Linked DNA regions of Homo sapiens: region 2 is linked to region 1. Evidence: chromatin contacts called from ENCODE Hi-C or POLR2A ChIA-PET data. All regions are on one chromosome and are shown on one strand. Each heading gives the region's core, a stretch centred on a gene start or an enhancer-like site at or near the end of the contact. The rest is flanking DNA. Distances are from core to core; before and after follow the strand shown. Region 1 holds the start of ZFYVE21 (zinc finger FYVE-type containing 21). Region 2 holds the start of MTA1-DT (MTA1 divergent transcript).

Region 1 (7,389 bases), core at 170-2,669:
CCAAGGCGGCCAAGGTCGCCTGAGCCCAGGAGTTCAAGACCAGCCTGGGCAACACAGCAAGACCTACTCTCTACCGAAAAAAAAAAAAAAAAAGAAAAATAGCTGGCCAGTGTAGTGGCGCTTGCGGTCCCAGCTACTTGAGAGCCTGGGAGGTCGAGGTTGTGCCTAGCTGTGAAGACGCCACTGCACTCCACCCCGGATGACAGAGCCAGACTGTCTCAAAAAAAACAATAAAAATTCACGCCTTGTAATAAGGAATTAAAGGCAGGATGAACAAACATTTTCTTCTTTTTTTTGTGTGCTTTCTGAGATGGAGTCTTTTTCTGTAGCCCAGGCTGGAGTGCAGTAATGTGATCTCGGCTCACTGCAACCTCCGCCTCCCGGGTCCTGGTTCAAACAATTCTCCTGCCTCAGCCTCCCAAGCAGCTGGGATTACAGGCACGTGCCACCACACCCAGCTAATTTTTGTATTTTTAGTAGAGACGGGGTTTCACCATGTTGGCCAGGCTGGTCTTGAACTCCTGACCTCGTGATCCGCCCGCCTCGGCCTCCCAAAGTGCTCGGATTACAGGCGTGAGCCACCGCGCCCGGCCTAAAGGATTTTCTTTCCAAATCAAAGTATTAAAATAACTGTTCAGACCTCTCCCACTTCGATGCGAAGCCAGCGCGGTCCCAGGCGGACGAGCGAAGGCATCGAAGGCCGGGGGCGCAGCCGCGGGCCCACCTCGGCCTCCCCTGAGCGGACGCCTCCCCGCGCGCACCGGGGGCCCCGGAGACCGCCTTCCCCGCTCCGAACGCACGCGGCCCGGCCCCGGCGAGGTGCCTGAACGCTACCCGAGCTGCGGCGGGGCTCCCGGGGTGAGTGCTGCAGCCCCAGGCCCGCCTGCTCCCACAGGCTCGGGCAATGGAGACCCGCGGCCGCCCCCGCCCCTTGACCCTGCCTCACCCCTCACGCCCGCTGCCGCCCACGACCTCCGACCCCGCTGCCGCCCGGCTCGCAGCCCGGCTCGCAGCCCGGCTCGGCGGGCCTCACCTCCCGCGGGTTCCGCACTCCTCTTCCCGCCGTCCTGCTCCTCTCGGCCTTCTCCTCCAATAGGCGCCTAGCACCCTGAGTGGGCTACACCAATCAGAGACGAAGCGGCGCTAACGTGACTGACTAACTAACCAATCCAAAGTCTCAATCTCCCTGAGAGGGGCGGAGCGTACCCGGGCCAGCCCTCGCCGCCGATTGGTGATCGACCTCAGGGTTGCAGGGGCGGTGCCCTTACACGGATTGGAGAGGGCAGCGATGGGGCGGAGTTCAAGCTCCGATTAGTCCGCGCTCCGTGGCGGGCTTGGCGATTGGACGCCGGCGCTGTCAGCCGCGCGCGGACCGGGGCGGGGCGGGCGGTGCCCCGGGCTGGGCGAGGGGCCGGGTGCGGGGCCGCTGGCCGAGAGGCTGAGGCGGCGTCATGTCCTCCGAGGTGTCCGCGCGCCGCGACGCCAAGAAGCTGGTGCGCTCCCCGAGCGGCCTGCGCATGGTGCCCGAACACCGCGCCTTCGGAAGCCCGTTCGGCCTGGAGGAGCCGCAGTGGGTCCCGGACAAGGAGGTGGGTGGCCGTCGCCCCGGCCAGCGCCTCCGACCCGCCCCGCCGCCCCGGCCCGGCCCCGCGGGCTTCCAGGCTCCCGCGACGACCCCTCCGCCTCCGGGCGGCCCCTTCCCCAGCCGGCCCCCGCCCCCGCTCTCTCCCAGGTTGGCCGCGTCCCCGGGCCGCCGCCTCAGGCTCCTACGCCCGCGGGGAGGGCGGGAGGCGCGCGGTGTCCCGGTGCGGGGGTCCCGGGAGGGCAGGAGGCACCTGTCCAGGGCGGGCGCCGGGAGGCGGGGTGCGGGGCGCGGGCTGGTCCCGGGGGTGGGTGCGGCCCTGCCCGAGGCCGGTTCGTGCTGGGCTAGCGCGTGTGGACTGCGTCCCGAGAGCTGGGGCTCGCTCCCGAGAAAGTGGAAGGCGGAGCGCCTTCCTCGCAGGCTCGGTGGGGAGGGCGCGTGCTGTCCGCGGAAGCGCTGGAGCTGGCGGCCCCGCAGGGGTCCCTCCCGGGAACCGGGGGAGGCGTCGGTGCCGCGGGCGGGTGGCCGGTTCCGAAGCCACCTCCTGCTCGGAAGGAGGGCCAGGACCCAGTCTGCGGGCCAGGCTGCCCCCCGTTTCCCTTCGTCTATACCACCCTCCACCTCGGAAGCGAGGTCGCAGTCGCCCACTGGACAGTTTGAAGGAGACCGCAGATTTGCACCCGTTTCCCATGGGCCCAGACACGGCAGGAGTTGCCCAGGCCACTCCTGCAGACATTGGGGCGTGGGCGTGGGGTCCCTGAGCCAGGCCATCCGCTGGGCCTCCCGTGGGGTTCCCTGTGACCTGATCGGAGGTGCCTTTGCCTCACACCAGCCCCTTGGCCAACTGGGAAGGCCCCGAGTGCATTTAATCCCACTGGCTGTGCGCTAACAGGTGTGTCCAGTTTCTGTTCTGTGGATTTTACCACGATAAAAAAAAAATTGGGGGAGAAAAAGAATTTTTGTAATATGACTTTCATACTTAACACGTGTTACAGATTCGTTTAATTCCCTCAGTGATAGAACTAAGCAGACGTTGGAACTAGGTTCAAGAAGTCAAAGTAGCACTAATTGACTGGGTTCATTGAAGCTTGGTTGGAGGCCTGGTGGGGGGTGAGCGGCCACAGAGCCTCGGGGACAGGACGGAATTCGAGTGACTCTGGGGAAGTGTCTCTGGCATCTACAGTGTACGGAGCCATCACCGGTCACTGAGCGTGTCCTGGAGAGTTGAGACCAGTGCTGCCCACCTCTCCCCAGTATCGCCACCATGAGGAGTCTTTTTAGACACTTTCCGCCAATCATCCTCCTTCATCTTTTTTAAAATTTACTTTTAAGTTGACACGTGAAAATTGTATTTATGGTGTAACGAACTCTTAATAGCACAGAAATACTCTACGTCTGTATGAACCGTAAGGAGCACGTGAGAAAGTGTGGCCAAGATGAGGCAGAGGTTTCCACCAAAGCACAATTTCTTTCTCCCTGCTGTACACATGCACTGATCTTACGGTTCTGTTTTATAGTGAACCACTGTGTTCCCCTCCTTCATTCTCTCTTCCAGAGCCCTTCTGGTATCAGCTGAATTGTTTAGCATTTTTCCCTGCCTTTCTTTGTGGCCTCTGCTGAGGCACTGTGTGGCAGTCCCGCGGTGACTTCCGACTGAGTGGAGTTGAAACACTTGAGTCAAGGTGGCACCCCTCGTGGAAGAGAAGATTCATTCCCACGCTGGCGTGGTGGCAGGATACCCCTCCAGAGCCCCCCACCATGTTTGGATGATTAACTGGGATCTGAGCAGCTGAGGGAGGTCCTAGCATTGGGTGGGCTTGGGGGACAGAGAAACCATTCTAATAAGATGGACTTTGTCTCTGAGTTTTGCGTTGTGAATTGTATTGGAGCATGGTCTTACAGGCCAGAAACGACCAAAGACAGTGTTCTGGAGGAACTTAGAACGGGGCAGTAAGGGCTGGAAGATTTGGAATAAAGTCCAGCTTTAGGTGCAATAGCTCGAGGGGACATGTACGGTAACAGTCGCCTGGCATGTGGTGATGCTGAAGGGGACACTGAGCTACACTGTGCTGGCTGCGTGCTTGGGGCCGCTAAGGTGATTGTCGGGAGGTGACTCAAATGTGCAGATAACCAGTTGTGGGAAATAGGTTTATTTGAGGTGGTTTGGAATGGGGAGAGGAGAATTTGGTAGAACTTGGCAGGTGGGTAACATTGTCCTTGGCTTGGTGGCCGTGTGCCGATCGGCATCATCGTCATATCTGTAAACGTGTTGGTCCATTTTCATTCCAGCTCTGTTCTTAGCCAGGGGAGTCTGAATCCAGCCCAGTGCCCGTCTCCCGAATACCAGCTGCCTGACCGGGCTGGTTTATCAGTTTGGGCCCATGAGGGTTATCCCTTTAAAATGCTGCAAAACCCCCTGGGGAGCATGTGCACACATGCACCTTTCTCCGAGAGGTGGCCTGCAGCTCTCAGATTCTCAAGGCTCTGACGCAGAACCAGTTGAGAATCGTTTCTCCAGTCTGTGCCTCCTCAGGAACCTGTGGGGCAGGGGAGGCAGAGGCGGCGTGTAAAGCTTCGTGCGACACCACTTTGGATAGAGGTGCTTTGGGGGTGTGAAGGAAGCTTCAGATGATCTCTGGGGCTTGTCTGACTCTGCCATCAAATATCCGACACTGACGCAAGGCAGTGGGCTTGGGGGTGGGCGGTCCGGGCGTGCAGCCATCTGGGCTTGTCACAAGCAGCTGAGATCCTGAGTTTTATCCTTAAAATCCTTGCCGCTGTGCACCCCTCCCACCTCCCATCCGTGGTGCTGGCAGAAGAATGACCGCAGCTCCATGCTGGCGGGTTGACACTTTGATGGATACTCTAGATTCAGAGCCAGGAAGGAGAGAGCACGTGCGCGTCTGATCACGAGCCTGGACTCGGATGAGGAGAGATCTGAAGTGAGGACTGTTGCTAGAGGCGTCTGGAGCTGTGCAGCGGGGAGAACAGGGGACCCTGAGTTCTGCGAGGGTCTCACAGGCCAGGCCGGACAGGGCTTTTCTTTTGCAGGGAGGAGTGGCCAAGGCTAGAAAGAATCAAGCTGGGGAGGTGGGATGGGCCAGTGGAGGGTCAGGACCTCCAGCAGATCAGAGAGCTGAGGCCAGAATACAAAAATTAGCTGGGCGTGGTGATGAGTGCCTGTAATTCCAGCTACTTGGGAGGCTGAGACAGGAGAATCACTTGAACCCAGGAAGTGGAGGTTGCAGTGAGCTGAGATCGTGCAGCTGCACTCCAGCCTGGGCGACCAAGCGAGACTCCGTCTCAAAATAAATAAATAAATAATAAAAATTCAAAAATTAGTCGGGCGTGGTGGTGTGTGCCTGTATCCCAGCTCAGGAGGCTGAGGCAGGAGAATCACTTGAACCGGGAAGAGGAGGTTGCAATGAGCCAAGATTGTGCCACTGCACTTCAGCCTGGGTGACAGAGCAAGACTCTGTCTCAAAAAAAAAAAAAAAAAAGTCCAGGTAAGGGAATTGTGTTCCAGTTGATCATGAGGAGAAATGGCCAGTGTTTTCTGAGGCAGAGAATGGGAATTTGGAGGGCCTTGCTGCAGGTAAGCAAGGGGGGCATCTGTGATCTCCTCTGGCTCGTATGGGGAGGGTGGTTCTCGGTGGAAGGCTTTCCCAGCACACTGCAGGGTGGGGGGTTTCATAATTGTTTCCAGGATCTCAGCGCTTGGGTAAAGCTCACCCCTGTGAGGTGCCAGGGGCTGCCAGAGCCTCCACAGGTGTTCTGGGAACCAGCAGCCTCATGAGATACTGCCAGGGACACCAGCGAGCTCCTCAAGGGTCCCTGTGGCTGGCTAAGAGCTTTTTCTTTTTTGAGACAAGGTGTTGCTGTGTCACCCAGGCTGGAGAGCTGTTACTGATGTTAGGTAAAACTGAGACTTTGAAGCCACAAAAAAGGATTCCTGGGCGTCCTGTGGGAGGCCAGGCCGCCTGTAGCATAACCCTCCCAGGCTGTGATCATAGTGTCTGCACCTGTCACCGTCTTCAAACTGTCTGACAGCTTCAAATTGTAGAAAACTGATAGTAACGCACGTGTTTCTAGTCCCTGAGATGCAAGTAGATTTTGTCTCTCAGAGGTGAAGTTGATGTCCTCTCTCACACACCCCACCGCGGGGTCCCTGTGAGAGGAGCCAGTTTACAACTCATATCTTCCTTCCTCACGGCCTGTATCCATGTCTGCTCTTTGGATTCTCCTTTGAACTGGGTTTTTAGTCTTATTGGTTCTCTCATTAACTAATGAGGTAAATCTTTGACGTGGGTTCCTTTTCTGTTTGTAGGAGTTACGCTCTACCAGTTAAACGTGATTATCTTTCAATAAAGGTGCATTGATACATGCATTTAAATTGTTTTTTGATTGGCGAGTTCTTGGGGGGCTGAGAATTAGTTGACTGTGGGAGCCCCACCAGCCAGTGGGTGACGCTTCTCACTGTAGTGTGGGAGCTCAGAGTGCGTGGTGGGGCCTGATGTTTTTTGTCACCCCAGCCTCAAAGGGAGGGCAGGCCTATGTCCATGTCCAGCCTGTGTCCTGAGACTTGGTTCTTTTTATAACTTTTTTTGAACATCCATTTAAACTCCCTAAACTATACTTTCAGATTATATGGAGGCGCTTTTGGTTTCTTGCGTGCTGCCAAACCCCACTCTTTGGGGTGGGCCGGGTGCTGGTTCTGAGGAGCTGCCCTGTGACCCTCGAGGGGCCGTTCCTGTTGCATTGGAGTGGGGGAGCGGGTCTCGACCTGCAGGTCTCTAAGGAGCTCCATGCTGGTGTCTGCCGCACTGTGGAGGAGTGATGGGCTTCATGATTTCTGTTTTTTGTTTTGTTTGAGACGGAGTCTCACTGTCACCCAGGCTGGAGTGCAGTGGCGCGATCTCGGCTCACTTCAGCCTTCACCTCCCGGGTTCAAGCCATTCTCCTGCCTCAGCCTCCCGAGTAGCTGGGACCATAGGTACCCGCCACCACGCCCAGCTAATTTTTAGGTTTTATTTTGTAGGGACAGGGTTGTGCTATGTTGCTCAGGCTGGTCTGAAACTCCTGAGCTCCAGCAGTCCACCCACCTCAGCCTCCCGAAGTGCTGGGATTACAGGTGTGGCCACCACGCCTGACCTGGTTTCTTCTTTCATTGCTCGCGGCCATCTTGCTTACCCACCGGGAAGCCTAGTTTATGGCATCTGCCTTGACCGCCTCCGAGCATGTCATCTGGCAGGGTGGGTGCAAGTCAGTTGTGGTTTACTGGACTAGCAAGGAGGGGACAAGCGCCCAGGGCTCTGACTCCTGTAGGCAGCCAGGAGAAGTGTGTTCCGAAATTTCACTGGGAGCCGTCTGCATGCACCTGCCCTGATCCTCGCTCCCTCTTGGCCCCGCTTCCCTTGAGACAGCTCCTTCTGTGTCCATATAGCTTCCCGCCGAGCCTGTGATTGGCCCTGCAAGGTGGCCACGGAGGCCTCCCATGGAGGTGAGTGCCAGGCGCCCCAGAGAGGCCTGGGCCGAGGCTGCCTCTGTGACGCCACTGCACAGGGCACAGAGGGCTCCTGGAGAGCACTTGGGCCCCGCCGTCCATCCTAGGGGGCAGTGTCTGTCATTAGCGGGTTTATCTGCTTGGCTTGGGCAAGAGGGTCAGGCAGCAGATGGGTGTTATTAGGGGCACTGCCCAAGCTGACCTTGCCTCACTCTCCCTCTTCATCTCTGTGTGTTTGTCACAGCCTGCACCTCTGGCCTCGTGGCCCTCACTAAACACCTTTATTATTTATTTATTCATTTTC
Region 2 (6,417 bases), core at 3,124-5,623, 1.7 Mb after region 1:
ACCGCTTGCTATTAATACAGCAACGAATACAGCTTTAAAAACGCGCCCAGTGTCCTCCCTGGAATAACAGCTGTTAACATTACCTAAAGGTTATCCCAGATATTTCTAAATGTATATGGGGAGATAAAAGGATGTAATGGAAATACAGAAATACGTGTCGAGTTGCTACTTATAGACTTTTAAATATTTAAAGAAAAAAATTGCTAAAAGCAGATGAATGCTTCTTCACCTCAAGTTTAAAAGTCTCCTTACGATGGCCGGGCGCCGTGGCTCAGGCCTGTAATCCCGGCACTTTGGGAAGCCAAGGCAGGCAGATCGCTTGAGCTCAGGAGTTGGAGAACAGCCTGGGCAACAAAGGGAAGCTCCATCCATACTGAAGATACAAAAATCAGCCGGGCGTGGTGGTGCTCTCCTGTAGTCCCAGCTACTTGGGAGGCTGAGGTGGGAGGATCGCTTGAGCTCAGGAAGTCGAGGCTGCAGTGAGCCGAGATAGGCCCACTGCACTTGAGCCTGGGTGACAGAGTGAGACCCTGTCTCCAAAAAAAAAAAAAAAAAAGTCTTCTACGATTATTTTTAGAAATTACAAAAACATCAAGAGATGAGTGTGTTTGGTTTACAGCAGCAAAGCACGGTTCGGCTGAGGCGGCACCGGCTGACTTCTGCCTGTGAATGGTGAGGAACTGGCACTGACATTTCCATATCCCCTGGCAGGGCATTTCTTACCAGAAGATCAAGGCTCACCGCCAGTATTTGACCCACTGAAAGTCTTTGTTTTGATTTACATCTTTACTGGCTGGACTTAAGATCAGTTTTTGTTGTTGTTGTTAGACAGGGTCTTGCTCTGCCACCCACGCCGCAGTGCAGAGGTGCTATCTCGGCTCACTGCGAACTATGCCTCTCAGGCCTAAGCTATCCTCCTGCCTCAGCCTCTCAAGTAGCAGGGACTACAGGCATGCACCACCACGCCCCGCTAATTTTTATATTTTTCAGTAGAGATGGGTTTTCACTATGTTGCCCAGGCTGGTCTCAAACTCCTGGGTTCAAGTGACCTGCCCAAAGTGCTGGAACTTCAGAGCCAGAGCCCTGGTTTTATACACTTTATTATGTTCCCCTCCCTGCTAGATTGCAAACCCTCTGAGGGCAAAGGTGCTGTTTCCTTACCCTCCAAGGCCTAGAGTGGCCTGTAGCTTGAAGTAGATGTTTAACAAATAATCAATGAGTAAATTATTGTGTTAATCACTTTGTCTTGCTCTGAAATTATCTCAAGCCTTTCATCTCCAAGTAACTTGATATTCTGCCCTTTGCTGTTTATGACTTGATCCAGCCACGGTGCGATTTTGGTGCTTCCGGTTTGCTTGGCTCTTAACTCTTCCTCCCATCCTGCTGTTTTGTCGTCAAGCATTTGAATTCCTGATTGTTGAATTCATGCTGCTATGAAGCTCTGAAAGAAGTCCTGTGGAGTCCTCTTCTGTTTCTTTGGTTGCGTTTTCTTATTTATTTATTTATTTATTTATTTATTTTTTATTTTTGTTTCTTTGAGACGGAGTCTCACTGTGCCGCCCCCAGGCTGGAGTGCAGTGGTGTGGTCTCGGCTCCTGGGTTCATGCAATTCTCCTGCCTCAGCCTCCGGAGTAGCTGGGACTACAGGCACGCGCTACCACACCCAGTTAATTTTTTTGTATTTTTAGTAGAGATGAGGTTTCACTATGTTGACCAGGCTGGTCTCGAACTCCTGACCTCAGGTGATCCTCCTGCCTTGGCCTCCCAAAGTGCTGGGATTACAGGCGTGAGCCACCACGCTCAGCCCAGTTGTGTTTTCTTCCATACTGGGTTTCTCACCGGCCCCTCACACCCTCGATGACTTGTTTTTCTGTTGTTGAATGACATGGATGTGGTCACGTGCCACCTCTCAGCAATGCTCCCACCTCAGCCTCCGGGGATATGCCACTACTTCTGTAGTGCTTTCTGACGTGAAAGCTCTTTCCTGAATGTCTATTCGCTCTGCTACTAAGTGGATGGAGTGGATGGATTTTTTTTTTTTTTTTTTTTTTGGAGACGGAGTCTCGCTCTGTCGCCCAGGCTGGAGTGCAGTGGCATGATCTCGGCTCACTGCAAGCTCCGCTTCCTGGGTTCACGCCATTCTTCTGCCTCAGCCTCCGGAGTAGCTGGGACTACAGGCGCCCGCCACCACGCCCAGCTAATTTTTTCTATTTTTAGTAGAGACGGGGTTTCACCGTGTTAGCCAGGATGGTCTCGACCTCCTGCTCGTGATCCTCCCGCCTCAGCCTCCCAAAGTGCTGGGATTACAGGCGTGAGCCACCGCACCCAGCTGGATTCTTCTTAATTCTTTGTTTTTATTGTTTGACTCACCTGAGGTCTTTGGACTTTGCCTCTGAGCTGGCTTAAGGGCAATCCACCTTGTTCACTGGTCTGGAGTGGGGAGGCAGAGTATGGGTCGGCTGGAGGAGTGGGGCTCTGTGCTCTCTTTTGAGAGTTTACTAAACGTCACTCTGCATGGTGAGGGGTGTGTCCTCTCCGCTGGGGAGGCCTGGCTTGAATTTCAGATTGCCTCCCTGGGACACCAGACCCTGTGCTGTGCTCCCTCAGAAGGACAGCCTTGACTGTCTCCACTCCAGCAGTCAGTTCTCTCCACTCCCACTGGGAGAAGGAGCAAAGGCTGGTGTCTTCAGGAGGCTCCTCTCCAGGCTGGGGCCAGGGAAGAGTGTGCATGTCACTGTCAGGATGTGTCCCAGTGGTGTGGCTGGGTTCTCAGGGTGAAGCTCGTCCATTTCTGGGATGGCAGCGGAAGCAGGCACTACACACGCAGCTTCAGGGGGCTCTCCCCATGCTTCCTAGCTGCCTGGCACTTTCTGGTGTTTCTGGCTAACTTTCTGGCCATGCCAGGAGTTGGTGGAAGGAGATCTCAGGCTGCAGCTTTGCTTTCCTGCTGAGGAGACAGAGGTAGGCTGGGGCTGTAGGACAGGGGAGGCCAGCAGCCCCACCTTCCTTCTGGAGAGACGCTGCCTGTCTGTCATTGCCCCTCTCCTGCACCTGGCCGCTGGCTGGCTGCTCTTCCCTCCCAATCACCAGCAAGCCAGCTCCTGTTCCCTGCAGCCCAGCCCGCAGGATGTGTCCTGGGACCCATAGCCCTCTCTCCCCAGAGACAGCACCGCCCTGCAGCTCGGGTTCCTGGCCCTGTGCTAACCCTGGTGGGGCTTTCCTTACTGGTCTGCTCTGCAGCCATGACATTGTGGCCACCGCTCTCCTTGGGACCCCCACCTGGCTTTCCTCCCAGCACATGCTGTTTCCTACCCACCTGGATGGTGTCCTGTGTGCTGGATTCCCCATGCTGTGTCCCCAGCATCCTGACCATGTCTGTCCCGCCTGCCTAGATCTTGCACCGTGGCCACGGGGCTCCCTCCTGATAGCCCTGAACGCTCCGCTCCATGTCCTACAGAGAGGGATGTCCCAAGTAGATGTCAGCTCCCTCCAGCATCTGAGCAGGCAGGACAGAGACCCACGGTGCTGCTCACATCAGCAGCCTGGAACCCCGAGACAGCTCCTTTTGCTCACCTCCCCCAACACTGATGTTGCACCTGTCTCCAAGCCACTCTGGGACCATCTGTTTCTCTCCATCTGGGAAGCCCCCTTCGCACCTCATGCTCTTCCTGGCTGGGGCGTCTGGGTCACTCACTGGACTCTCCTCTCCTTAGACCTGTGCACAAGCACACACGGGAAGGCATCCTGACAGGTGGTGGGAAGAGAAGGCAGCTGCCTCACTGCGGAAAGAGCACGGCCGCTCCTGGACTCCAGCCCTGTTGGGGCTGGCGGGGTCAGCAGGCGCTGGGTTCCAGCCTCAGGTGGGGTCTTTGGAGGTGGCCTCTGGGCACAGGCACCTCCTCTGCGGCCTTCTCACCAGGTCACGGTTCAGGGAGGCTTTGCCGGCTACGGAGCCTGCCCACACCAAGGCGCGCACGACCACCTGTCCAGAGATGCCACGCGGGCTGGGCGGCGAAGGCCAAGGACACGCCCTGCCTGGTGTCGGGGGCAAAGGTTAGGCCTGGAAGGGAGGTGTGGGGTGGGGACCCCGAGGCCAGGGCTGGGCCGCTGAGCTTCAGGGCCCTTGGGGGGCTCAGGGAGGAATGCCGGAGGACCCCAGCATCAGGAGGAACCCCTGGAGAGCTACGGCAGGACTCACCTGTGGGGCACAGGGAGGGATCACCAGGGAAATGGCCCTTGTGGAGGATCTCCCCTCTACCCCCAGGGCACCAGGGGAGGATCTACCAGGGGGTTCTGGTGGAAGGGCCCACCCGGGAAGCGGCGCGCGGGGAGGACTCGGGGGCGCCGAGAGGAACTGTCCGGGAAGGGGCGCGCGGGCCGCGGGCGGCGCGGGGTCGGTAACGGCCCGTGCGGTGGGCGGCGGCGCCCGAGGCCCCTCCCCGCCGCCCGCGGCCGCTCCTCCTCTTCCTCTCCCGCCCGCGCCGCGGCCCTCCCGTCCCTGCGCGGCCTCGGCGGCCTCGGCGGCGGCGGCGGCGGCGGCGGCGGCAGCAGCGCGGCCCCTTTAAACGCCTGCGGCGCCCCCCGCCCCCGCCATCGCGCCTCCATTTTCCCGGCCGCCCGCGCCGAGCGCCGCGCCCGCCCCGGGCCCCTCCGCCGCCGCCGGCCCGGACATGGCCGCCAACATGTACAGGGTCGGAGGTAAGGCCGCACCGCCTTTATGCCCGGCCCCGACCCGCCCGCAGCCCCCACCCGCCGCCGCTGCCGCCTCCCCCGCCCCTCTGCCCCGCAGGCCCCGCGCCCCCCGCCCGCCCTCGCGGCCCCCGGCTCCTTCCCGAACCGCCCCCCGCCGTGCTCACCCCAACCCAAAATGGCCCCGCGGGTCGGCCCCATCGGGGGCGGGCGGGGCTCGGCGGCCCGGGGGTGGGGGGCGGCCCACCTGTTGGGGCCGAGGGGGCGGCCGCGGGGGTGGCGGGGGGGCGCGGGGCCTGCGGGACATCCGGGGGTCCGGGGCCGGGAGCCCCCAGCGGGAGCACGTGGCCTTGGGAGGCGCCGGCTGCCGGTCTGGGAGCAGGAGTTTTGGGGCTGTGGGGTCTCCCCCGGCCCGCGGCCCTGTGCTGGGACTCCGGTGCATCCCCTCTGGGGATGGGGAGCCCCGGTGAGGGGCCACGTTCCTCCCTAGAGCCCTCCTGCAGCCTGGCCCCGGGGCTTCCCCCAGCAGGGATCCCTCAGGGGGTCTTCAGCAGGGAGCGAGCATCCCGAGCACGCCTCTAAGTCCCCCCAAACTTTTCCCTGCCTCTCGCTCACCTCAGCCCATTCGGGAGGCGCTTTGCAAGGGTTGGGGAGAGGCCGGAGGGCCTCCTGGGCAGGGGCTTCCTCCGTGGGCCCAGCCTCCTGTTGCTCGGGCCCCCCGGGCCTGCAGCTTTGAGCCTTGCCCTCCTTCGTGTGCCTGGGACTCCGTGGGGTCTTTCACAGGAAGGTGGGGGGTCGTGTGCATTCCATCATTCCATCAGCGCCTCCCTCCCCAGGACTCTGAGACCCCTCCCTGCCTGTGACCCTCTCGGGCAGGTGCTCATTACCTTTCCCACCTGCAGCCTGCGCTGCTGGAGGGAGCTGGGGTCACTCCCGCTCTGGCTTGATCCCCATGCCCCTGACCCCGAGTGCCCAGAACACTCTGTGTCTCTCGAGCGTGGCTTCTGCTGCCTTGGACGCCGTGTGGTCTGGCCGGCCAGTCCTGTGACCTTGGGGACGGTGGGAGCCCCCTACATCCCGTCTGTGAGATGGGCGGTCAGTCCGCATCAGCAGCTCTGGGCCTCCCCTGTCCTCTCAGAGGGGCGGTGGGCCTGTACCCCATCCAGCGGCAGCCCCTCCCACAGCCTCATACAGCTTTGCCAGGTCCCTGTGTGGACCCAGGTGCGCTGAGCCCACCCCACGCTCAGGGAGCAGCCTGGGTGCGGGGTCCCTCGAGGGAGGGGCCTGTTCCTTCCTGTTCTTTCTCCCCACCTGGAGACCCCCCTTCCAGCCTGACATGAGGGCCCAGTTTCTCACCCTGGCAGAGAGGATGCCTGCTGCCTGGGCTCCAGCCGGGCCCACTGCGCATGGTTTTGGGATTGGTCCCAAGAAGAGCTCTCCCTGCCCCCACCCATGTTGGGGGTGGGGAGTGGTGGCAGCTTTGGGCTCTAGGGCTGGGGACACCCCGACCCCAACTCATGCCTTCCTAGTGGCTGCATTGCTCGGCCTTCAGGCCTGCCTGCCTGTGATCTTGGCGCCAGCCTGGCTGCCCCCCCTCCAACCTTCCCATGCCTCGGTTTCCCCATGGTGTGGGTGAGGACCTCGTCTCTCAGCCGTCCTTTTGTGCCCTGTGGCAGCTGTGCTGTGGCTGATGAAAGCCAGGACCCTGCCTTGTCCCATCCCGGAGGT

Evidence for each region. Hi-C counts contacts between places; a loop is a spot of excess contacts on that map. ChIA-PET counts read pairs that join two places held with the same protein, here RNA polymerase II (POLR2A). Pooled maps may share reads with other maps.
Region 2: a loop to region 1 is called in a pooled map, with 2.3 times the contacts of the local background. The contact joins the promoter of MTA1-DT here to the promoter of ZFYVE21 in region 1. A Hi-C loop is called at or near these places in 2 of 50 pooled maps. POLR2A ChIA-PET finds 5 or more read pairs at or near these places in 2 of 52 experiments (GM10248 and activated CD8-positive, alpha-beta memory T cell).

What each region holds. Positions count from the first base shown.
Region 1 is chr14:103,714,391-103,721,779 of GRCh38, forward strand. ZFYVE21 (zinc finger FYVE-type containing 21) reads left to right here and starts at 1,420. Exons shown (of 7, transcript NM_024071.4): 1 at 1,420-1,589. The coding sequence starts at 1,452. It overlaps XRCC3 (X-ray repair cross complementing 3), which reads right to left and starts at 1,061. Exons shown (of 10, transcript NM_005432.4): 1 at 1,034-1,061. RefSeq lists enhancers at 1-547, 3,784-4,294, 6,912-7,389 and silencers at 744-1,003, 1,084-1,653, 1,844-1,923, 2,024-2,093, 2,154-2,233.
Region 2 is chr14:105,415,366-105,421,782 of GRCh38, forward strand. MTA1-DT (MTA1 divergent transcript) reads right to left here and starts at 4,374. Exons shown (of 2, transcript NR_125385.1): 1 at 3,657-4,374; 2 at 2,216-2,944. It overlaps MTA1 (metastasis associated 1), which reads left to right and starts at 4,462. Exons shown (of 21, transcript NM_004689.4): 1 at 4,462-4,698. The coding sequence starts at 4,671. RefSeq lists enhancers at 2,659-3,328, 6,007-6,417 and silencers at 4,026-4,125, 4,156-4,205, 4,296-4,555.